6 separate regions of the Homo sapiens genome follow, and all the other regions are linked to region 5. A link is a contact called in ENCODE Hi-C or POLR2A ChIA-PET data. All regions are on one chromosome and are shown on one strand. The core of a region is the stretch at or near the end of the contact, and the rest is flanking DNA. Distances in the headings are between cores, read along the strand shown. Region 1 has its middle 99 kb from the start of ZNF621. Region 2 overlaps TRAK1 (trafficking kinesin protein 1). Region 3 holds the start of TRAK1 (trafficking kinesin protein 1). Region 4 has its middle 63 kb from the start of ULK4. Region 5 holds the start of CTNNB1 (catenin beta 1). Region 6 overlaps TRAK1 (trafficking kinesin protein 1).

What was found. A loop is a pair of places that touch in the nucleus more often than their neighbours do. ChIA-PET counts read pairs that join two places held with the same protein, here RNA polymerase II (POLR2A). Pooled maps may share reads with other maps.
Region 1: a loop to region 5 is called in a map of B cell, with 12 times the contacts of the local background. The contact joins the enhancer-like site here to the promoter of CTNNB1 in region 5. A Hi-C loop is called at or near these places in 1 of 168 maps with a recorded cell type or tissue (B cell) and 5 of 50 pooled maps. POLR2A ChIA-PET finds 5 or more read pairs at or near these places in 1 of 52 experiments (activated B cell).
Region 2: a pooled map shows a loop between it and region 5 (5-fold over the local background). The contact joins the enhancer-like site here to the promoter of CTNNB1 in region 5. A Hi-C loop is called at or near these places in 2 of 37 single-sample maps with no recorded cell type and 4 of 50 pooled maps. POLR2A ChIA-PET finds 5 or more read pairs at or near these places in 1 of 52 experiments (GM10248).
Region 3: a loop to region 5 is called in a map of PC-9, with 4 times the contacts of the local background. The contact joins the promoter of TRAK1 here to the promoter of CTNNB1 in region 5. A Hi-C loop is called at or near these places in 2 of 168 maps with a recorded cell type or tissue (GM12878 and PC-9), 3 of 37 single-sample maps with no recorded cell type and 12 of 50 pooled maps. POLR2A ChIA-PET finds 5 or more read pairs at or near these places in 4 of 52 experiments (AG04449, BJ, GM12878 and 1 more).
Region 4: a pooled map shows a loop between it and region 5 (2.6-fold over the local background). The contact joins the enhancer-like site here to the promoter of CTNNB1 in region 5. A Hi-C loop is called at or near these places in 5 of 168 maps with a recorded cell type or tissue (B cell, CD4-positive, alpha-beta memory T cell, CD8-positive, alpha-beta T cell and 2 more), 6 of 37 single-sample maps with no recorded cell type and 16 of 50 pooled maps. POLR2A ChIA-PET finds 5 or more read pairs at or near these places in 5 of 52 experiments (CD4-positive, alpha-beta memory T cell, GM10248, OCI-LY7 and 2 more).
Region 6: a loop to region 5 is called in a pooled map, with 2.7 times the contacts of the local background. The contact joins the enhancer-like site here to the promoter of CTNNB1 in region 5. A Hi-C loop is called at or near these places in 1 of 50 pooled maps. POLR2A ChIA-PET finds 5 or more read pairs at or near these places in 5 of 52 experiments (AG04449, BJ, OCI-LY7 and 2 more).

What each region holds. Positions count from the first base shown.
Region 1 is chr3:40,622,365-40,626,222 of GRCh38, reverse strand. No RefSeq gene overlaps it. Among named protein-coding and RNA genes, the nearest start is that of ZNF621, 99 kb to the right of the region's middle. Within about 2 kb of position 2,487, at least 3 of the 41 ENCODE cell types and tissues checked have a DNase peak (open chromatin) inside an H3K27ac peak, as active enhancers do; they include B cell, where a contact is called at or near this core.
Region 2 is chr3:42,195,057-42,198,593 of GRCh38, reverse strand. All of the region lies in intron 10 of TRAK1 (trafficking kinesin protein 1), which reads right to left. Among named protein-coding and RNA genes, the nearest start is that of CCK, 69 kb to the left of the region's middle. RefSeq lists enhancers at 2,327-2,456, 2,537-2,646. Within about 2 kb of position 1,798, at least 3 of the 41 ENCODE cell types and tissues checked have a DNase peak (open chromatin) inside an H3K27ac peak, as active enhancers do.
Region 3 is chr3:42,089,693-42,093,395 of GRCh38, reverse strand. It overlaps TRAK1 (trafficking kinesin protein 1), which reads right to left and starts at 2,039. Exons shown (of 16, transcript NM_001042646.3): 1 at 1,836-2,039. The coding sequence starts at 1,926.
Region 4 is chr3:42,023,256-42,027,226 of GRCh38, reverse strand. It overlaps a transcript of TRAK1 not described here. Among named protein-coding and RNA genes, the nearest start is that of ULK4, 63 kb to the right of the region's middle. RefSeq lists an enhancer at 1,971-2,889. Within about 2 kb of position 2,037, at least 30 of the 41 ENCODE cell types and tissues checked have a DNase peak (open chromatin) inside an H3K27ac peak, as active enhancers do; they include B cell, OCI-LY7 and heart right ventricle, where a contact is called at or near this core.
Region 5 is chr3:41,198,057-41,202,157 of GRCh38, reverse strand. It overlaps CTNNB1 (catenin beta 1), which reads right to left and starts at 2,653. Exons shown (of 15, transcript NM_001904.4): 1 at 2,488-2,653. RefSeq lists enhancers at 1,783-1,892, 2,603-2,662, 2,004-2,950 and silencers at 2,243-2,362, 2,793-3,252.
Region 6 is chr3:42,116,606-42,120,279 of GRCh38, reverse strand. All of the region lies in intron 1 of TRAK1 (trafficking kinesin protein 1), which reads right to left. Among named protein-coding and RNA genes, the nearest start is that of TRAK1, 27 kb to the right of the region's middle. RefSeq lists an enhancer at 1,079-1,168. Within about 2 kb of position 1,284, at least 19 of the 41 ENCODE cell types and tissues checked have a DNase peak (open chromatin) inside an H3K27ac peak, as active enhancers do; they include OCI-LY7 and endothelial cell of umbilical vein, where a contact is called at or near this core.

The sequences.
Region 1 (3,858 bases), core at 1,238-3,737, 580 kb after region 5:
CAGGACTCCACAGAGGAAACAGCATAGAACTCCACTCTCAGATCTCACCAGCCTGTGTTGGCTTCAGCTGCCTCCCTGATGCTCCATTGATTGAGAAGCTACAACTGGGATCTCTCTCTCTAGGGCCACAAGAACCTGTGCTTTCATACTTTCTGTCTGGCTCTCCTCCTCCCCAACCCTGGGAGAAGCCTCTTCTCCTCAAACACTCTACTCTCCTTCGTGGTATGTCTCCTAAGCATTCTGTCTATGCCCAGGGTCCTTTTCCTCTTCTGAGAACTCCAGTTTCAGGGCCCAAATTCAGGAAGAAACTTTCAGGCTACATTCCACTTTCTGGCTGTCACTTTTTCTCCTGAAACAATTTTCTCAGGATTGCCTCCTAGTTTCTTGAAAAGTAGGGGGGCAGGAGAGACACGATGGTAAAAATGAGGGAACTAAAAATATAAACATCAGTTTACATTTTTGAAAAATTATCCTTCCACATTTATGCAACATATAAAAATAATCCATAGTACGTTGTGGTCCTAGTGTGAGATCCCAGGTTTTCTTCACCAACTGGACATCCTCCAGATGTCTCCTGTGTCCCCCACCATTCTGGGCTGCTGTAGTCATTTCTTGATGTCAGCAGAGAAACACAAAAAAAGGCGGAGGCGTGGTAATCTAAGGTAGCAGTTCAGGGCTCATTGATGCCCCCAAGTTGCATTTTTCAGATATCTTTCTACTTTATTTTCCCTATGCTCCACTTAGACTGGTGATTTATTGTCTCTTGGTCAAGATATGGTTGCGGCAGCTGCAAGCATCACCTCTCCATTCAAGGTAGGAAGAACATAGAAGCAAGGCACTCCTTTGGGTCCACCCAGCCTAGCCTGGGGGACCACATAGATCCTTGCCTACTGGTTCCCACACAAGTGCCCCAGCCCAGAAAGGCTAAATTAGACTGTAGTTGTCCCTGGCTTACTTTTTTCTCTTGGAAAAAAAAAACCCCTATTTTATCTCACAGGCCCACCTCACTTCCTTCTCTTTGCATTGCTCCCTTAGCCTGCCTAGACCCTATGTCCTGCCTCCCACCTTCCCCACACAGGCCTCATCCATGACTTCACTCTGGAATGTCTCCTTCAACAACAGAACTTCTCTTTTTGCTATTTCTTGATGCTTTCACACACACACACACGCAGGCACATATACCTGCAGAGACCCATACGCATACAGACACCCACAAAACACACACACAGACAAACACACACATACACCCCTTGAGCTCTTATGGAGAATCAGAGATTCCTATCCCTATCCCCCATATCCCAGTGGGCCCCTTTCCTGTGTGCCTTCTTGTCCTTTCTCCCTTTTCCATAATGCTGTTTATGCCTTTTTACTGCTCTCCCTGGGAGTAGTCACTTGTACCAACCCACAAGCACCAGCCAATGTCAGATAAATATGGTATGAAATAATCACTTTATTGACATCCATGTACCACACAGAACCAAAACATGCACATTTAATTTTATTTTACCGGTTTTCCTAGGAATGCCTGGGTCAAACCATTTTCAACCTGCTGGTCACTGCTGAGGGTAGAGCCCCCACCTACCTCACTTTGCCAAACCCCAGTGATTGCTTTCAATGACAGCTCCTGCCAGATTGGGACACTGTTAGAAGTGTTGTGATGCCACAACGATGACATCACCTTAGCTGGCAAGTTGGGTCTGCCCAGAAGATTCAGGAAGATAAAATGTAATCATTTTTCCCCTTTTCTATACATATTCACCACCCTCCTGTTTAAAGAAATGAGACTTTCTCTCTCCCCATCTCTTTTTCTTTATTGTGAGATTTCAGAATTACTATGGACCAGTGACTATTATGTCTCTCTTTTTCCTCCCCTTTTTAAACAGGAATGTCTGTTGTGATCATCCTGTCCTTGTCTCCCCAGTCTAAGTCCAGGGCCTAGCACTGTAACTCTAGCCTTTGTTATCACTTGCTGAGGTGGGCACCCTGGGCAAGATACACCTGCACCTGAAACACCTTTGCCACCTGATCTTTCCCTACATCCCAGCTAGCTCATGATCCTCCCTGTCAGTGGCAATCATACCTTGTATTTGTGCAAGGTTTGTCATGCAGAGCCTTGAACAGCATCCAGTAAGTCTTCTCACTTGCTCAGGATTCAAGTTCCAAAAACAAGTCTGCAGCATGCACCAAAATAATCCATGCAGGGACAGGATATGGAGATACAAAAGAACTAACACAAAGAAGCCCCATGTGTGCCTTTTTTAATCATTTAAGGAGCAAAATGATGTTTCTAGTTCCAAAGATCAGCCAGTAGCCAACCTGTCCTGCAGCAGAAATAAAATGAGGAACTGTGCATGGTTGCCAACCATGAGAGGGTGTGGTCAGACCACCACTGACTGTGGTTCAGTTGCTAGGGAGACTGGCTTTGGTTTGGGTGTGTCAGCACCAAGGGATGACGTGGTACTCAAAGGCAAGGGCTTTGAGTGAGGAGATAATGAAGGGAAGCTATTTATAGCCAATATCTACATGCCACATGGTTTATTGCTTCATCAGGTGGATACTGGTCTCCTGCCAGCCAATTCATTTCTCTTGTGAGCCAGAAGAGGAGCAGGCCAATGTGTGTGTTCAGGTTTTGAACCATATGTGGGAGCCAGAGAGGAAAGGGGTGATCAAGAAGAGAGAAAGGACCAAACAGGCAACTGAGCACCTACTATACACCATCAGTTAAACTACAAGCCAGACCTTCCCATGAGGTGTTGGGCTGCCAGAAAACAGAAAATGTGTGTTAATGATCCTGGTATCTCCCACATTGTGAGTATTTTTAAAGTATTAGTGAAATTAGTATCTGTTGAGGAGGATAAAATCTTTGATCTACGCCTAAGAATTATTTTACTTAATCATCAAAGACATGAATTTTTTACAGATGAGAAAAAAAGACTCAGAGGGATTAAAAATATTGGTTGACTACAGAATAGGAGACAATATTTGCAAACTATGCATCTGACAAAGGTCTAATATCCAGCATCTATGAGAAACCTAAACAGATTTACTAGCAAAAAACAAACAACCCCATTAAAAAGTGGGCAAAGGACATGAACAGACACTTTTCAAAAGAAGACATGCATGCAGCCAACAAGCATATTTTTAAAAGCTCAATGTCACTGTTCACTAAAGAAATGCAAATCAAAACTACAGTGAGATACCATCACTGTAGAATCAGAATGGCTATTATTAAAAAGTCAAAAAATAACAGATGCTGGTGAGGTGGTGGAGAAAAGGACACATTTATACACTGTTGGTGGGAGTGTAAATTAGTTCAACCATTGATGGAAAGCAGTGTGGCAATTCCTCAAAGAGCTAAAAATAGAACTACCATTCAACCCAGCAATTCCATTTCTGGGTATATATGCAGAGGAATAGAAATCATTCTACCATAAAGACACATGCACGTGAATGTTCATTACAGCATTATTCACAATAGCAAAGAGATGGAATCAACCTAAATGTCCGTCAACGACAGACTGGATAAAGAAAATGTGGTATGTATATATCATGGAATACTATGCAGTCATTAAAACGAATGAGATCATGTCTTTTGCAGGAACATGAATGGAGCTGGGGGCCATTATCCTTAGCAAACTAACACAGGAACAGAAAGTCAAATACTACATGTTCACACTTATAAGTGGGAGCTAAATGATGAGAACTCATGGACACAAAGACAGGAACAACAGACACTGGGACCTACTTGAGAGTGGATGGTGGAAGGAGGGAGAGGATCAGCAAAAATAACTACTGAGTGCTGGGCTTAGTACCTGGGTGACAAAATAATCTGTACAACAAACCCCCATGACACAGTTT
Region 2 (3,537 bases), core at 549-3,048, 1.0 Mb before region 5:
GTCTCTACAGACGTGACGTGAGTCACACGCACTGCCATCTCTAGGTCCCTGCTCTCATCCTCCCTGGCCTCCTGCAAGGGAAGTTCCTCTCACCGCCAACTATCCATGGCCCACCCACCTTTAAACAACCTGCCCAGGAAATGTAGGATTCCTGTTTCCACTAGGAATCTCACATTTTTTTCTGAAGCAGACACCAAACACAGTAAGTCTTTGCCACTCTTCTCAACAGCTCACATGTTTCTCTCTCCAGCTTTGTGGGTCAGGGGAAGGCTAGTCACTGATGGCTTCTCACTTCACCAATGGGCCAGGCCTCAAGCTGAGACTCAACATTAAAGGCTGCCAGATGGATGTCCCCTCTCCTGTACCACCCATCACTCAGCACTGTAGGAGGTGGAGCCTAACACACAATCCTTTACACATGGTAGATACCCACAGGACCAAGTGTGTGCAGAAAAGCACCAGTTCAGCACCAGAGGAGGATATCCATGGAGGATAACCTGAAGGGAAAGGCTAAATTCATGTTAAACAACAGAACAACCTGTGATGATGGACGCATCCTCTGTGCTGGGACATATGTACATGTGGAAACCACCAGCCAGGGGTGGCTAGTGAGCACAAGAAATGTGGCTTGTGACTGAGGACCTGAATTCGTAATTATATTTTAACTTAATTGATTTAAATTTGCACAGCCACATGTGGCCAGTGGCTTCCCAGCAGATACCGCCTGGGGACTCCAGGGCATCCACCTCAGCAGCTTCATGGTCCATGCGGATGCTCCGGTCTGGAGGCTGGAACCAAGCGGGGAGACTCCACAGGAGTCAGCAGGAAGTGAGATGAATAAAGGGCTAGCAGGCTTTTTTCAGTCCTTGTTCACAAATATGCATTTTATTTTGTAATTATTACCCACAGATTGCCATTAAACGTTATGTCCAGTAAGGACTTCCCTAGGTGAGTCTGACATCTTTTAAGCCAGCTTATTTTTTAATACTGTTATTCACCACATAATTTACAAATAGAGAAGAAAGGACCTTCATACACCTTAAGAAAAATGAAGTGTCAAATTACTACAGTCAGCCCTCCGTATCTGTGGGTTCCACTTCTTCAGATTCAACTAATCTTAGATAGAAAATTTGGGGGGAAAAAAAACAAAAAATAATACAAATTTAAAAATCGGTACAGTATAACAACTCCTTACATGGCATTTACATTGTATGAGGTATTACCAGCAATCTAGAGATGATCTTTTTGTATGTGGAAGGGCATGCATAGGTTATAAGCAAACACTATGCCCTTTTATATCAGAGACTTAGGCATTGAAGGATTTGGTATCTGCAGGGGGTCCTGGAACCAATCCCCCTCAGATACTCAGGGATGACTGTAATTTCAAAGCCATACTGAGAAAAAGTCACATGCAGGCTCTGTGACTTGTTTTTGGCCATGACCCTCTCCCCTCTGGCAATCCAGGCAAGTCTGTGGACTCCTTCCTGGAATAATATTTTTAGGCAAATAAAATTATGATTATAAAAGAAGGCAGATATGTATCAATATAACAACGTGTGTGTGTGTGTGTGTGTGTGTGTGTGTGTGTGTGAGAGAGAGAGAGAGAGAGAAAGAGAAAGAGAGAGAGAGAGAGAGAGGAGAAAGGAGAGAGAAATTAGTTCAGGACTGGTTACTGCTGTCATTTTGAAGTGGAGATCAGCATCTGTGGTGTTGTGAGGCAGCTGTAACAACTGAAATGTGCCATAGGGCCAGGCGCGGCGGCTCATGCCTGTAATCCTAGCACTTTGGGAGGCCGAGACGGGTGGATCACCTGAGGTAAGGAATTCGAGACCAGCTTGGCCAACATGGTGAAACCCCATCTCTACTAAAAATACAAAAAAAAAAAAAAATTAGCCGGGCGTGGTGGCACATGCCTGTAGTCCCAGCTACTTGGGAGGTTGAGGCAGGAGAATCGCTTGAACTCAGGAGAGGGAGGTTGCAGTGAGCCAAGATCGCACCACTGCACTCCAGCCTGGATGACAGAGCAAGACTCCGTCTCAAAAAAAAAAAAAAAAGAAGAAGAGAAAAAGAAATGTGCCATAAAAATACCTGTGATTTCTAATGATGACAAAGTCACAAGCAGTGCTAATATCACTGTGACCTGGTGACCTTCATACAGGAAGGAAATATTGAGTACAATTAGGAACTAATTTCACAGGCCCCCCCCAAATTTCGTCTGTGGATCCCAGATGAACTCCTGCCATTGGGCAAGAGAATTGGGAACATAGTTGTGCAAAAACTGCTACTCACTGTTTTATTCAGCGATTAGAATGGCTAGGAGCAAAAGAGGCAGATCTGGGCGTTCTGCATGATGCAATCTTTAGACTGCTTTAAATACCTTTAATGCATAATACACTTTAAAAATAGCCATCTTCAAAAACTGGGCTGTGCCAAGAGCTACAGAAAAAGGCAAACAAAAACTTTACCTCAGCAAATATGAAAGCTGAGAATCCCTCAAAAAGAAACTGAAATGCAAATTTCAATTCGACTTTTCTCACACAATAGTTCAGTTTTCAAAGAGAGGTCTGCCCTTGAGAGTGGGGAAGGCAGTGGAGTGGATCCTGGGTGCCCAGGAAACAAGACAGCGCCAGGAGCTCACTGCACCAAGATGACAAGCCAGGAAGGAGGGAACCCAGGTAAGGAGCCTGCAAAGCTACACAGGCCAGCGTGTGAGCCAAGTGTGGTTAGCGCTAGATCAGGGAACTTGGGGGACTGAATATTCTTTGCTGCTTTTACTGAGATTCCTGGAATCACTGGATCACCCATCTGTGCCCTAGAAAGCTGACTATGTTATATGTCTTTCTTTTTGTTTCCCTCAGATTTCAGTGAAGCTTCTTGAGGCGGAGAGGGGGTGGTGGCTATTCTAGCCTGACTTCCTGACTTTGATGCATGGGAGCAAAGAAGAAAAGAAATCACGATTTAGGGAAGGTGGGCCAGACAACAAGGAGTGGGGGATGGGGATAGTATCTGCTGGGGGTCAGCAATGGGGGCTGAAGGGAAAGAGCTCCAAGGAAAAGGCCAATTTCAGAAGGGACAGAATCTCACGAGCATTTACGCAGCCATCCGCTCCTATCTCACTTGGGGGAGTTTCTCTCAAAAGCTCTTCTCTCCTCAGAGAGCATTTAGCATTTCATCAAACCATGGAAATAGAGCTGGAATACACAGGAGTTCTTGAGTTTGCTCTTTAGGCCATCTGTCTATCTGTCCAACTATCCGTCTAAACGTAATGTCTATTAAATGTCTACAATGCATCATGTCAGTGCTCAGGAAGTTTTGGATTGTGAAGCATTCTGGATTAGAGATGCTCAACCTGTATGAGTCAGATCTTCCAAATACCTCAGGTTCCCACTAAAGCAAGTTCCTACTAAATTTATCTTTTAATGGCAGGAGTAGAAAAGACCACAGATTTAGAGGAACAGAAAATAACCAATTTGTCTTATGTAGTTAAGAAACCACCAGTCAGATTCAAGTGTCCTTGATTCAGACTCAGATCTGAAC
Region 3 (3,703 bases), core at 790-3,289, 890 kb before region 5:
TTAGCTGGTGGCCCCCAAATCATTTATAGCATATTTAAAAGGCAGAGGTGAATGTTTCTGTGGTTTTGCAAAGATCAAATGCTCTCTCTAGAAATTAGCATAACAGGGCCCCTTTCTGCATTCCATCTGCAAAAACAAATCAACTGTGAAATAAAGGAGATTCCACTAAGAGAAGGAGAAAAAAAAAAACTTCTAAATTACACATTTAGAAAATATGTGTTATTCCCTACATTGTAATTTACATTTTCTCACTCTGTTGTAAAAGGGATATATATTTCACTGTCCATTCTTTTCTGTTTCATTAATATAGCCAAATAAAAGACCCATTTAGATTATAAATTTTCAATAGAAAACACAAATAAAAATTATACTAGAGAGAAATTGACAAGGCCTTAAATTTAATTAATAAGATGTGTAAGAATTCCATAATGTTTTATTTGAGCATGTTTTCAGAGGATAAGACATCAAGTTTTATGGCTTAAATCAGTGATAGAAAAGGAAAAGATCCTGGGTCAGGCATGGTGGCTCACGCCTGTAATCCCAGCACTTTGGGAGGCCGAGGCAGGGGGATCACTTGAGCCCAGGAATTCAAAACCAGCCTGGGCAATACAGTGAGTCACGAAATAACATAACATAACATAACATAACATAACATAACATAACATAACATAACATAACATAACACAACACAACACAACACAACACAACACAACAAAATAAAAGGAACAAATTCTAAGCCATGGCCCTTTGATGAAGAGTCCTCCCAGGCAGGGCTACTCCTGTTAGCAGATTTTTCCTAGGCAATTCTCACTCGGTTTACAGCTTCTCCTTTACACCCTGGCCCACCTCTGTGCTCTGAGGGCAGGACCAGTCCTCTCTCTGACCCCAGGAATTAACATAAACCCCAGTAAAAACCTGGCCCTGGGTGCACGCTGCTTCAACACACAAAAATAAGTACGATTGCCTCAGTAAGATGCATGTTTGAAGTGTCTTTAGGCTTATTCAATAAGATTTACATGTTTTAAAGCCTAAAACTGACTGGAATGGAACAGGAGCTCACTTCTCTCAGGAATTAACTGTTTTCTGGCCCAGACAGCTCTCAGGAAGCAGCGTGTAGACAGGACAGAAACCAGATGGGTCATCAACCACTGGACTCTGACCAGCTTAGAGGAAGTGAGAGGTGTCAGCCCCACAGCAAGAGACACAAGCCACAGCAGATCTGATTAGCAAGCCCTCCATCACTGGGGTGTGGATCCGAGTCCCAGGCCCAAGCATTTAGTAAAGGACAAAAAAGAAAGGGAGGGTGGAAGAGAGGGAAACGGGAGAGAGGGAGGGAGACAGTCTAACTCTGTCCTTCACCTTCTGAAAAACTCCTTGCTGACCCAAGATACCAGGTTAGCATCTAAGAAATCAGGATAAAGACAAGACATAGGATTAGAGAAATCAGAGCTGGAGAGGCGGAGGAGGCCTTAGAAACCCTGTCCACCCACTGCAGAGAACTGTGAAGGGAAAGGGAGTGGCAGTGCAGGGGGTCTGGGCTCAACTCAGCCCTGTGCTCATGCCCTGCAAGTGTCACTTGCACCTACTGAGCCTGGGCAAGGGGACAAGGGGACCTGGGAACGGGAGATGGGGGGGTGGTGAGGGCAGTAGTTGTGTCTCTGAAGTCCCTTTGCTCTGCCTATCATTCAACATGGCAATTTCTCTACCACATGACCATGAACAACCTCCCAAGCAGCACGGAGCAAGAGAGAGACAGCTTCTCCTGTGGTCTTTTCTCCTTTCCGACCACACCACAAAGAAAACAGACAGCAGACAGACCTGGCAAACAAACTTACCACAGGCGTTTGTCCGAATGAGCTTGCCGTGGCAGAGTCCTGGCAGAGGCTGAGCCCTGACGGGCTGCCCGAATTGAAAAACCAATGCCATGTGCAGACATAAACTCCAAAGGCACTTCAGAGAACAGAGAGAGCCTCCATGAGAGCTCAGCCCCGGCAGTACCTCGCACAGCCACCCTCCCGTGCCTTCCTCAGCAGTTTTCTGAGTTTGCTTGTTAGGGCAAATCCTAAGATTGTGAGCTGTCCTGGAAGCACAATGGGTTATGTAACTCCAGGCAGCCTGGGAACCCTATCAGCTCATCTTGTTAAGCCACCCCAAACAGAAAATGACGCACCCAAAAATGTGATACCTCTAGGTTGGGGGAAGGGGAGTAGCAAGGAGAACGGGGCTTTGTGATGGGCATTCGGTTTTGCCTAAAAATTAAAGTGGAACAAAAAGTCTGCTGTTCATCTCAGGGCTTGCTGGGAACTGGGGGAGGAGTGAATTTATCAAGGGCTGAATGCCAAGCAGTGTCCTGAGACTGCACTTGGCAAAGCCCTGGGAGGCCACAGATGCATTCTTGGGGATAGTCTAGGTCTCTCGGAGAACTTTTTTCCATTTAATGTCTTCCTTTCAATGACTGCCTAATAAAACTTTAATCCGAGCATGTTCTCCATCACCTGACAGCCCATCCCTTAAACGCATAAGAGTGTCTGTGTTTACTCTCCTGTTTACCAAGCCAGTGCTAAACACAACAGCACCGAGCTGTTTCTCAGCTTTCCTCTGGTCCCAACAAAGAACCCCCAAGTCACCACATCCTATAGGGTTTGAAGTTTCAGCACTACATTCTGCCACTTCTTTGTTGTGTTTTTTGTTGTTGCTGTTTCGTTTTGTTTTTTTGAGAGAGTCTCACTCTGTCGCCAAGGCTAGAGTACAGTAGCACTGTGTCAGCTCACTGCAACCTCCATCTCCTAGGTTCAAGCAATTCTGCCTCAGCCTCCCAAGTAGCTGAGATTACAGGCGTCCGTCACCATGCCTGGCTAGTTTTTATATTTTTAGTAGAGACGGGGTTTCACCATGTTGGCCAGGCTGGTCTTGAACTCCTGACCTCAGGTGATCTGCCCGCCTCGGCCTCCCAAAGTGCTGGGATCATAGGCGTGAGCCACCACGCCCAGCTGTGAAGTTTCAGCGGTACATTCTGCCATTTCTTTACCCTCCACTGTCACATTCAAAGAAAGTGAAAGCACTTTAACAGGCTGGATGCTTCCTGGATTTCACTGGTACAGATGCCACTAGAATCCCAAGGATCAATTCATGTGTTTGGACAAATGTAGATGCGGTTGGGTCATCGCCTCCTCCACAAAGCCCTCGTGGTCTTCTCCTGTCCTTTCCCCTCCAAGGTTCAGCCTGGCACCCTCCTTGGTGCCCTACTGTGCTGTGCTTATCATTGTGCTAACCTCGGTGTACAGCCAATTTCTACTCACTCATCTGTCTCCCCAACTAGACTAAATTCTTAGGCAGCAAAGAACCCTTGCCCTGGGGTCCTACAGACCTGGATGCAACTCCTGCCACTCAGGAGTTTCACCAAGGTGCTGAACCTTTCGAGATTTAGACTCTTCACTTACACAAAGAGGATAATAGTACTCACTGCACAAATTGACACAATTGATACACCCAACAAATGTTCACTGAGCGCTGGCCACAGGCAGGCACTACGTTAGTCACTGGATTCAGGAGTGTGCAAAGTAGACACAGAGTTTGCCCTCCGCGACTTTAGTCTACTGCAAGTTTGGGAGACAAAACACAAATACAGTAGTTCAGCAGATGGTTAAGTTTGGGGGAAAAAATTAAACAGGAAAGGGAGATGGGGAAAGGTGAGGCAGATCAC
Region 4 (3,971 bases), core at 788-3,287, 830 kb before region 5:
AAATGTACTTCTGACAGTTGTGGCCATTATTAGAGTAAGATATGCCACTAATGTATGCACATATTATCTCATTATTTTTGAAATAAAAATGATGGGGTAATTAATTTTGTGCTTAGCTATAAAATTAGTGTAAATATATCAAAATATCAAATTTGAAATAAACAGTAGGAAACAACTATAATGAAGCTTGCATCATTCTGAGATTTTATTAAAGAGTATACATTGAGGTTACATTCACATAAGAGCCCATTTCCTGTAGAAAGTCAGTCTACCAGAGCAGTTATTTAAGTAAATTTGATATTGATTATACCCTATAACTCCAAGCTAAGACATGGGTTACTATAAATATGAGGGGAGAAGGAGGGTCTACACATGGAAGCTTACTGACAAAAGTTGATCACTGGCCAGGCGCAGTGGCTCACGCCTGTAATCCCAGCACTTTGGGAGGCCGAGGCAGGCAGATCACCTGAGGTCGGGAGTTCAAGACCAGCCTGGCCAACATGGTGAAATTCCATCTCTACTAAAAATACAAAAATTAGCCAGGCGTGGTGGCACGTGCCTGTAGTCTCAGCTACTCGGGAGGCTGAGGCAGGAGAATCACTTGAACCTGGGAGGCAGAGGTTGCAGTGAGCTGAGATCATGCCACTGCACTCTAGCCTGGGCAACAGAGTGAGACTCTGTCTCAAAAAAAAAAAAAAAAAAGAGATCACTGATCTCTTTGATCACTGAGATCCAGGATAACAGCTGCAGAAGAGGTGATTAGCCAAACAAACAACACACAAATTGGTATGTAAAAATAATCGGTGCCCTGGCTAGCTTATCAGTCCATTGAGGTAAAAGCGATCCTGTACAAAAACTACCACTGTGCCAGAGGAGTGAAGAGGCAGCAAGCTAACCACGCAATTCAAAACAGGCTCTTGTCAAAAAAATTCTCTAGTATATGATCACCCTGAGACTTACCCACATTTCTTATACTTTCTATGAAATGCTAAGGCTCACTTTTAATCTAAAATAGACAAACTTTCTTCATGTGCCTCTGAGTCCTCTTCTAGTTTCACAAAGGATTAAATAAAAAGGGCCTCAAAGGACAAAAGAAGGAAGTATAGAAAGGAGGGATGGAGGGAGAGACAGGGAGAATGAGAATACAGAAAAATAGAGGAAAGCAAGAAAGAGACAGAGGGAGAAAGATAAACGGAGAAAGAAGAAAGAACAAACAGCAGAGAGAGAAACAAAGAAACAGAGACAGAGGAAGAAAGAAAAGAAAAAAGTTCATGGGAAAAAAATAGTGATGCATTTCATGGAAAAGCTATTTGTTAAAGAGTCCCTCTTTTTTCTGTGTACAGTATCATGCCATATGTGGGAAGTGAACAAGGCTGGAACACCGCCTAAGAACATCTGCCACGGACTTTAAAAGCCCTAATAATAGCACAGCTGGTGTCCCCAGCCTAATGAGCTCACCACCCACGTGACTGCTCCTTCTCCAGCAGATTCTCCAGAGAGAGAAGGCAGCCAGCAAGAGAAGCAGTCCCCGCCCCCGCCCTCCCCCACATTCATGCTTTATTTCCTCCACGGCTTTCATTCTCCCCTTCCAGAAACCACCCCTTCTCATTTTCTTGAGCTAAGTTACCCTGATCCAGCAGTCCTTTGAACAGACACATTCTTCTTTTCTCCTTCCCCTCTCCCTTTGAACAGACACATTCTTAACATGAAAGGCAAATACCAGAAATAAAATATGGGGACATCACTACAGGTCTTATGGACATTGAAAGAGTAATAATTGTGCCAATTAATTCAGTAGCTTAGATAAAGTGGATAAAGCCCTTAAAATACACAACTTATCAAAATTAATGTAAGAAGATATAAATAACCCTATACTTATTTTTAAAATGGAATTCCAAATGAAAAATTTTCTACACCACAACGAAAGGCCAGCGTGCCCCAGCGTGCCTCGTTGCCAGGGTCTGAGGTACAGGCCCCTCCAGGAGTGCTGGTCTGGGAAGTTATGTCTGACAGGAAGACTCTCCCCCTGACCAAGGCATATTGCTAGGAGGAAACCAAGCACAGCAGAAAGCGGGGCAGGGAGGACGTAAACAAAGAAGTTAGGTTTTTACAAGGTTGGCAAGTTTTAACCCCCTCTGGTATAATCTTTTGAAACTAATTCCCATCACGGTATGCTTTTAAAAGCTCTCTAGCATTTTAAGAAACTGCAACTTAGCATCAGGAAGGGAAAGAATTTCAGCTTCTAAGGGGAAGCCTAGCAGAAAGTGACAAGAGGAGACTCACGTTGGCACTGATGTGGTATCCCTAGCAATTGGAAGAGAAGCTGAAAAATCTGGGATCTCTCACTCTCAGTCCAGGGCAACACATCCTGACAGCCAGGAAGAGTCAAATGGCTATGGTAAGACGTATGGGGTTTATTCACCAGAAAAAGACAAAGAACGCCACATTTCAAAACTCAGGCTTGGTAACACAATAGCATGGGTGTGTATGCAAGCATGAAGTACTGAAGCTAACAAATTACTAGATTCTATCCCTGTCTAGCAAGTACTTATTTCAATAGCAATCATATGATTAGCTGAAAGTGGGCAATCATTAACTTCATCTACTGTTAAACAGTTACACACAAAAACATGGTGCTTTATATCTTGTTAATATCATGAATAAGTTATGTAACCCTTGACAGTGTTCTGTTTTGATTTAAAATACCAATGCTATTGCTGCCATAAGTTAAACACTGCAAAATTATAAAACTTCAAAGATAATTACAGCATTTTAAGGACTATCATAAATACTTTTATGCAACTGCGATGTTTACAAGGCTAAGCCAGCATCTCTTCTGAAAAACAAAGAACCAAATGATACAACTAGAAATATCTGCATACCTACTATGTATAAACAAACCCAAAAGATATTTTAGCTTCTATCTCACTTGGCCTCTCACAGCAGAGTAACCCTGTGAACCCTACCCTTCACCAAAAGAACACTCCCTCCCCCAGCAATTCTGGTCTTCTCCCAATCTCTAGTCACTACTCCTCTGTGAGTTCTCCTACACATGGATATCACTACACAGGAATGGTCCCCAAACCCTTGCCTCAAACTCCTATCCCTCTTCGAAGTGTCAGGCCCAGACGTCCCACTGCCCTAAACATCTCCACTTAGAAATCTCAGGAGTAGCCGGTCACGGTGGCTCACGCCTGTAATCCCAGCACTTTGGGGGGCCAAGGAGGGCGAATCACCTGAGGTCAGGAATTCGAGACCAGCCTGGCCAACATGGCGAAACCCCATCCCTACTAAAAATATAAAAATTAGCCAGGCGTGGTGGCAGGCGCCTGTAATCCCCAGATACTCGGGAGGCTGAGGCAGGAGAATTGCTTGAACCCGGGAGACGGAGGCTGCAGTGAGCCAAGACTGTGCCACTGCACTCCAGCCTGGACAATAGAGTGAGATTCCGTCTCAAAAAAAAAAAAAAAAAAAAAAAAAAACCCTCACGAGCACGTCAAACTCAGCACATTCAAAACAAGACCCTCCAGGTCCTCACCGCTGGGACAACTGATTAATGGTGGTCCAACTCAGAAACCTCAGCCTTATCCTTCACTCCGCCCCCTCCCTTACCCTACCACTATCTCTTCAACAACAAAGGCTTATCTCTTAAACATCTACCCACACTATCACTCGCTAACCCCCACCCTCTCTCACCTTGAGTACAGCCAGAGCTTCCAGCTGGGTCTCAGTCATCATGGAGGTAAGATAAGGTCTAGGATCACATACGGCCTAGGACACGTTTACCAAAGTAAAGCCAGCCACCACTCCTAATGCCACCCAACCCTGCCATGGGCCTTCTCTTTGGAACATCTACAGACTGCATCTCTTTTCCGCCCTAGTGACCTAATGTGGATGCAACTTGAGTTTGTGAGGGAAATTCTCAAACTTGCTTGTGATGATCAATCTGCCATGCTGCCTTTTGCCAAACA
Region 5 (4,101 bases), core at 1,404-3,903:
ATACTTCTATAGTCTATTGCAGGAGATTTAATTTCACTGCTACTTATAACTACAAAATAATTATATTCAAACTTTTAATTCTCTACATCCCTAGTTTCAACAATACTTAGCATGCGCCTCTCCCCACCTCACCCTATAACAAAAACGAGTATCTGCAATAGTTTTGCTAACACATTTCAAAATACCCTTGGAGAAACTTGCCTCCTCGTTTTCTATCTTGGTGGTGGTGTTATTAAAACAAGCATACAGACCCTCATTTATGCCAATTTTTATTCCAGTCATTAACAGGAACAGTAAGCTCAGTCTGATAAATTTTAATACTGGAAATACACTTTTCTATATCATGTTGGTAAAAGAAATAATCAGATAACAGTTTAAAAAACCCCTCTTCCATACTCTGAAACCTGAACACTGTTAAATGCTTCATTTTTTTTTAATTAGCCACCTTATTTTTTTTTAAGTTGGTTTTTCCTGAAAACTTTTAAATGACTGTTCTGGTCTGTGGGAGACTCAGGACTCCACAGGACTCTAAAGTTACATGCTATACTAAGCTTTCTAGCACAGGTTTTTTATTTTTCCCCACCCCCAGGACTTCAAACTTGAATAGTCTCAGCATTCCTTTAATCCTACAGAATAGACTTCTGAAAGTTTTTCAAGTTACTGTTGCAATAATCTCAGGGCCTTGTCCTTGTACACGGCCTTCAGAACAAAGGTTAGGTCAAAGTAATGAATATTGGGCGCAAATTAACCAAATTTTGTCTGGTGTGAAAGGACATCCTCAAACCTTTAAGGGTACTTTTTTTTTAATCAGAGATTTTTCAAAGATTTAAATATAAAAGTAAAATAAATTCCGCACAGCCTTAGTTCAAACGAAAAGCCTCCAAAGTAGAAATTTATGTCAATAATTTAAGCAGAGAATAAACCAGCAGTATAACATAAATAACACTTGAGACTATATTTACTATTTCTTAGGATGAATACAAGTCAACACGAAGACATCTGAAGGTATTGAATGTTCGTTCACCAAGTGACAAATACTGAAATGGCTTCCTAAATTCCAGACAAACTACAACTTAGCGATCTGAAAAACATTAGCCTAGACTTTATGAAAGGAAATGCTGCCGTCTCTTCAAGTTGATGTCTAGCCTAAGCCACCATTATTCATGATACAAAGCTCTCATTTCACTAAAACCACTCCTCGATTTCCTTTTGCCGACCTCTGCATACCAGCAGCCTAGTCTTTCTTCATTCACCACTCACAAACTCGAGGGGTGGGGGGAAGACCACAGATGTCTGGAAGATACAAAGTAGGAGACAACGCTCCCTCCAAAAGGGAAGAGAACGAAGGCAACAACTACATACACCCAACTGCCAAAGCTTTCAAGCTTGGCAGATTCAGAAGCAGGCTATAGGAACTTAACTTCGAAAAGTCTCGGTTCAAAGTCCTCTCTCCAGACAAAACACTGAAAGAAGTTGCAATGCTTGAATTCCATTTGGCCAGCTTTGGAGCGAAGGAAAAATTCACTCCGCTGAAAAGAAAACGTGCTCTATAATTCAATTTTAGCTGCCATCAAACTATTTGAATAAATTTAAATTATTTCTACGAACAAAATTCTCGAAGCGGTCTGAGTCAGAGGCTGAATCCTGCAGTTCACTTGGTAAGAAACAGTAAGCCATCACCTTCGCCTTCCTCCACCCCCTTATTTCACCAGGGTCTCATACCCACTACCATAAATCCATAAGACTCCCAGTACATTATCCACTGCTTTCACTCACCTGCATAGTACGCTAAAATACAGGTGCAAGACATGGATTTTTTATGTGCTCACCCTACTGACGCATCGCACCCGCTGCACTTAGAGTTTAGTTGCTCTAAGGTTTAAAGTTGCTTCGATTCAAACTCACATAGCCAGGGCATTAAAAAAAATAATAACACTTCTATTCTTAAGAATGAAAGAGGAAATCTTAAGAGAAAGTCCACTGGTCCGATCCCCAGGACTGATGGGACTTAGGGTGGCGTCTCTGCCTCAGCGCCCGAACCCCAACTCGCCGCAAGAGCTGAGAAGGCGGAGCCCCCCGTCCCCACCCCGCCCCCCACCCAGGGCCCGGCGCATCCCGAGGCACCGGGTCCCTCCCCCAAACTCGGCCAAGGCCAGAGCCCCGGACGGAAACCACAGACCCCCACCCCCACCCCCACCCCGCCTGCCATCCGGGCTCCTGTACGCGCCCCCGCGGCGCCCCCTCCCCGCAAGCGATGCCCCCAGGGCCCCAGAGAGGCAGCGCGACCGGAACCCGGGCCCGGCCGCCGCCCTCCGCGCCCCGGGCGCGGCCCACCCTCACCGTCCCCCACCTGAGCTCCCCGCTCCCAACCCCAGGCCTCCCGGCTGCGCCCAGCCCGCCGCCCGGACCGCGCGCCTGCTACGAAGTTTGGCTCCGAGAGGAAGCGGGAGCAGCCCCGGAAGGATAAGGAAAGGAGCGCCCAAGCACCTCAGGGGAACAGGCTCCTCCCGCCGCGGGAGTCCGACCGTCCTCGACCTGCGGTGGCGGCTCGGCGGGGACTGAAGCTGCTCCTCAGACCTTCCTCCGTCTCCGCCTCCCCTCGCTCTCCGCTCCCGGGGCCGGGCCAACGCTGCTGCCACAGACCGAGAGGCTTAAAATGGCGCCGCACAAGGAGCTCTTATAAGTCGCGCAGAAGCCGCTGTATCCTGCCGCCACCGGCGCAGCGCGGAGCGTTCCGCCGCGCGAGGACAAGGGGCGGGGCGCGAGGGGGCGGTGGAAAGTAGTCCCCGCGCCGCCCAGCAGTCTGCTGCCGTCTGAGCGCCCCGGGCCGGGGTGGGGTGCCTGGGCACCCCACGGACGCTCCCCGGGGTGACGGCTGGCGGCTGCCCGCTGCGCGGCCTGAGGGCAGCCCGTGAGGGCGCTGTGGTCTGCATCGGGGAGGCCGGGCCCCCGCGGCCTGGGTTGGGGAAGGTGGCCCTGGTATCCTCCCCTGTCCCAAGCCCGACGCCCCCGCCCCGCGCGTTTCCCGAACCGGGAGAGCAGCTGCAGGACTCGGCGCGCCTTTCCCGCGGCCTGCGGAAGGTGGCATCTCGGCCCCGGCCTTCGAGTACCGCTCGGGGCGGCCGGGACAGGTCCTGGGAGGGCGGAAGTTCGGGGCCAGGGCGGCGGCAGGGGCTCGGGTTCAGCGCCCGCCCGTCTTGGGGCGCTCCTGGCCCCGCAGCTGCCCCGTCGCTGGTCTGCGGGTTCCCGGCCGGGCGCGGGTTAGGGGGCCTCGCCGACCTTGTGGTCTGTGCCGCACACTCCCTGCTGGACCTGGGTCGCAGCCCAGTCTCACAGCACCCCCAAAGCCCCCCACTGTCCGGATGGTGGATCCCACCTCTCAGCAGGCTGTTCAGCTTGAATTTCGACCTGAATCACCGGGCCGAGCCGCCTTCTGTCCCCACTCACGAAGGCTGTGAACTCTCCGTAGAACGGGCGCCAAGCCCGCAATTCAACAAGTCCTTAGGAGTACCTACTGTGAACAAATAACTAATGGAAATGGATTAGCTCCAGAGCGCTGTCAATTAGGTTAATTCTTATAGATTCCATTTTTATCTGGTTCCACTTGTCACTAGGTATCAATAGATTTATTTGTGGGGATTTTTCTTTGGAGAAGAAGATTTTTACGGTATTACTTATTTGTGAAATCCAAGTATGTTTATAGAGAAAGCTATCGATTAAGCAGCCTCCAATTTTTTAACTAATTTTCTATTTAAAAACGTTTGTAATTCATTTCAATAGACTGAAAAATGTTTCCCATTCTAATGCAGCAAAATTGACGTTTGTCGAAGCTGCAACAAGTATGATCGATTCAGTTTCTCTAGGCTATTGTTTGTGCTTATTTTTCCTCCAAAACATTGGAGAGAGTACAAAAAGCAGCAGTGAAAGTTACCTCTGTGCTTTTATCCCAGGACTACAATTAATACAAGCAAACAATAGGTCTTAACACATAGATGCAGGCGGAAAACCCACTTATTCATTCACTCATGGAGGTAGGATATGTAGTTTAAGGCACAGCTCATGTTTCAGGGCCAGCGTATTCTTTAAATAACTTTTATTTTT
Region 6 (3,674 bases), core at 35-2,534, 920 kb before region 5:
TCCCAAAGCCCAAAGGTCCATGGCTTCAGGTAGATATGCAATAACAACAGCCCAAAATCCCACCAACCCCCAGCCTGTCAAACCATCAAAAGGCCAGGCTCAACCATAAGGAGAGGCTTACCCCTCGGCATCGCCTCCTTGCCCAGTTACTGTAATGCCCCATGGTGGCCGGCCACATTGTGGCTGGTGCCATTTCTGGAAAAGAGCTTTTTATTTATTTATTTTTTTATTTTTTGTTTTAAATAGAGATGGAATCTCACTGTGGTGACCAGGCTAGTCTCGAACTCCTGACCTCAAATGACCCTCCCATCTCATTCTCTCAAAGAGCTTTTTAAATCATACTATTGCTCTTTAAAAACCTCCCAGCTCCCTATAAAGTGCTTCATCATTCTGCCTCTACGTTTCTACAGGAGAGGCTACTGAGTGTTTCCCAGTATGCAATTGCCACTTCTTCCTTTTGGTCATGCAACCCCCAAGATGTGGCTGGGCCCACGGCCAACCAGCTAAAAACTGTGTTTCCCAGCTTTCCCTGCAGTAAGGTGTATCCACATGCCTGGTTAACAGGATGTAACAGAACTTCCAAGTCATGCCCTTTCCGTCTGTCCAGTTGCAGAGTTGGCCTGGTGCTGGAGCCATGCTTAGCTAAATTAGTAAAGGCAATGCCCAGGAAATGACCAGAGCTACCTCAGCTGCCTGAAACACCCTGGACCTCCTTCCACTTGAACTTTTAAAAGTAAAAGAAATAAACAACTACCTTATTGAGGCTACAGTTCCAATTACTTTGGTCTCTGTTAAAGCAGCTAACTCAACACCCTAACAGCCTTTCTTATCAAGCCCAGCCTCTGCTATTTTCTCCAATTTCCCTTCACTTAAGGCATACCAACTTCTCACCATTTTCCAAACACATTTTTTTCACAAATCTGAGTTTTTAGACCAGCTGTTTTAGCTCCCTAGAATGCCCTTCACTGCCTAGCAAACTCCATCTTAAAATATCATTCAAATGTCACTCTCTATTGCAAAGCCTCCCTTAACCTCTCTTCTCTGGCTTCCACAGTTCTCAGTACATAAATGACTTCACTACGATGTTAGAAGTGTATTCTCTGTGGCTCTTCCCTACTAATTGTGAGCCCCTCAAGAGAAAAGGCTTTGAATTATCCACCTTACCTTCAGCCCAGCCCTTACTACTTTGCCAGGCAACAGTAAGTGTGAGAAGAGTGATGGAACAAGGGAAGGAGAGAGCAGCAGCCGGTGGCAGGACTAGTCTGTGAATCCCCTGCCTGTCCAGGACAGACACATGCCCAGCCTGCAACATGAGGCAGGTGGAGCCATCTAGTGTCAAGGTCTTTTCAAACCCACCTCAGTATCACCCTAGGTCTTTATCCAGCATAGAGGAAAGTCCCATGGGATGGTAAATGTCCCCTCAATTGCTCAGCAGATGTCAATCCAATACCTACCATTCTTATGACATCACTTTGAAAGTAAAATAACCTAAAAGGACTCTTTACCTCTTCAGAGGTATAACCCTTCCTAGGTTTTTCCCAAGGCGTAAGATTTGGAATGGACCCTCCTACCCAGGATGTGGGCTTCAGTTAGGGCCACCAGGGAGTGAAGAAAGTGTGCTGGAGCCTGCTTGGCACCTGGAAGGTGCAGAGCTGCAGAAGCAGCTGTGTCCATTCTCCACCTGACTGGGGCTAGATCCTCACCTGCAGAGAGCGGCTAGGAGGAGACTCCTCCGTCTAGGGATTTGCACTGATTCTCAGGTGACATGCCAGCTTCACAAAACCTGCCAGGTGCCTGAGGCAATGCTTACATTTTACAGCAAAGGCAATAGCTCTAAATTAGTGTCCAACATTTAACACTCAGAGAACCTCATGTAAATACAGATCTCAGCGGGGCGCAGTGGCTCACACCTATAATCCCAGCACTTTGGGAGGCCGAGGCGGGCAGATCACTTGAGGTCAGGAGTTCAAAACCAGCCTGGCCAACATGGTGAAACTCCGTTTCTACTAAAAATACAAAAAAAAAAAATTAGATGGGCGTGATGGTGGACGCCTATAATCCCAGCTACTTGGGAGGCTGAAGCAGGAAGAACTGCTTGAACCCGGGAGGTGGAGGTTGCAGTGAGCCAAGATCGCAGCACTGCACTCCAGCCTGGGCGACAGAGTGAAACTCCCTCTAAAAACAATAAAAATACAGCACTTTGGGAGGCCAAGGTGGGCGGATCACAAGGTCAGGACATCGAGACCATCTTGGCCAACATGGTGAAACCCCGTCTCTACTAAAAATACAAAAATTATCTGGGCGTGGCAGCACGTGCCTGTAATCCCAGCTACTCGGGAGGCTGAGGCGGGAGAATCGCTTAAACCCAGGAGGCAGAGGTTGGGCAGTGAGCCGAGATCAGGCCACTGCATTCCAGCCTGATGACAGAGCTAGACTCAGTCTCAAAAAAAAAAAAGAAAAGAAGAAATACAGATATGTGGACTCTCAGAAGAAGTCAGCCTATCTAGGATCAAGGGACCTCCTCCTCCACAGAGGAGTTAAATGCTCTGAGTGGTGGCCACCTCCAGAGAGGGAGTGCGATCATTCCAACAGGGTTTCTGGGCCTCGTGCCTGCACGCTGGAGCTTGAGGGCTCTAAGCCCAGGAGAACAGGGACCTGAGTAGCTGCAAGGTGAGCAGAGTGTGCAGAAGAGCTGTCTAGAAGGAAAGTAGCCCTAGACACTCACCCAGTTGGCAGGAGATCTGAGAAAACAGCAAGGGGAGAGGGAAGAATAAAAGACAGGAGAGAGAAAGAGGAAAAACCTAGTGAGAGAAAGCTCAAGCAAAAGCAAAGGAGGAGAGAAGAACAGGAGAGGGAGGAAAGGAATGCCAGAAAGAGGCAATGGCAGGAAACCAGCACCACAACTGCCACCTGCTGGAAGCCGAGAGGCCCTGGGTGCCGGCCAGGAGCACAGTTTCAAGAGTTTGGAGAAAGGACGCCCAGCCTCGGTTCTGCCCCCTCAACTTCGTCCTATCACTCTGGCAAATCACATGTTCATATGCCTGGGACTCAGTTTCTTCCTCTGTAGAACAAAGGTAAGTGGCTGCAGAAAAGCTTTCTTCATACCCTAAATTTCTCTGAGCGGTGAGAGCAAGAGTTGCACATTCTGAGGGCTGTGTCTGGGGGGCAGCCGCCACTCACAGCACTTCCCGGTGACGCCCCCAGTCCTTGACATGCTGACTCCACCCAAGAGACCAGGGATCTGTATTTTTATGAGAGTCCCTGATTTCTAAATGTTGAATACTGAGGGCCAGATTAAACATGCATGCCTCCAGTCTGCACACTGGGACTTCCATCCTGGCGCCACACTCTGGGACTTCAGAGAATGCTACAGACCACATTAAAGGTGACAAAGAACAAGAAAAGGGACCTTCGCTCATCAAATAGTGGCCACCATACAGAGGTCCATCTTTTTTATTTTTTTCCTCCCTGTCCCTCTCCCACTCCATTTCTTTACCCACCAACTTTCCACTTGGCCATCAGAGAGGTGGGTGCAGAGCATGACCCCTGGCTATGCTTGGGGAGGCAGGCGCTCTGGCTAGAGGCAATAACCCTCTCTCATGACACATTACCCATGGCAGTGACTGCAAACCCACAGCAATGTTTTAATGACTTCACAAGACAACACTCCTCAC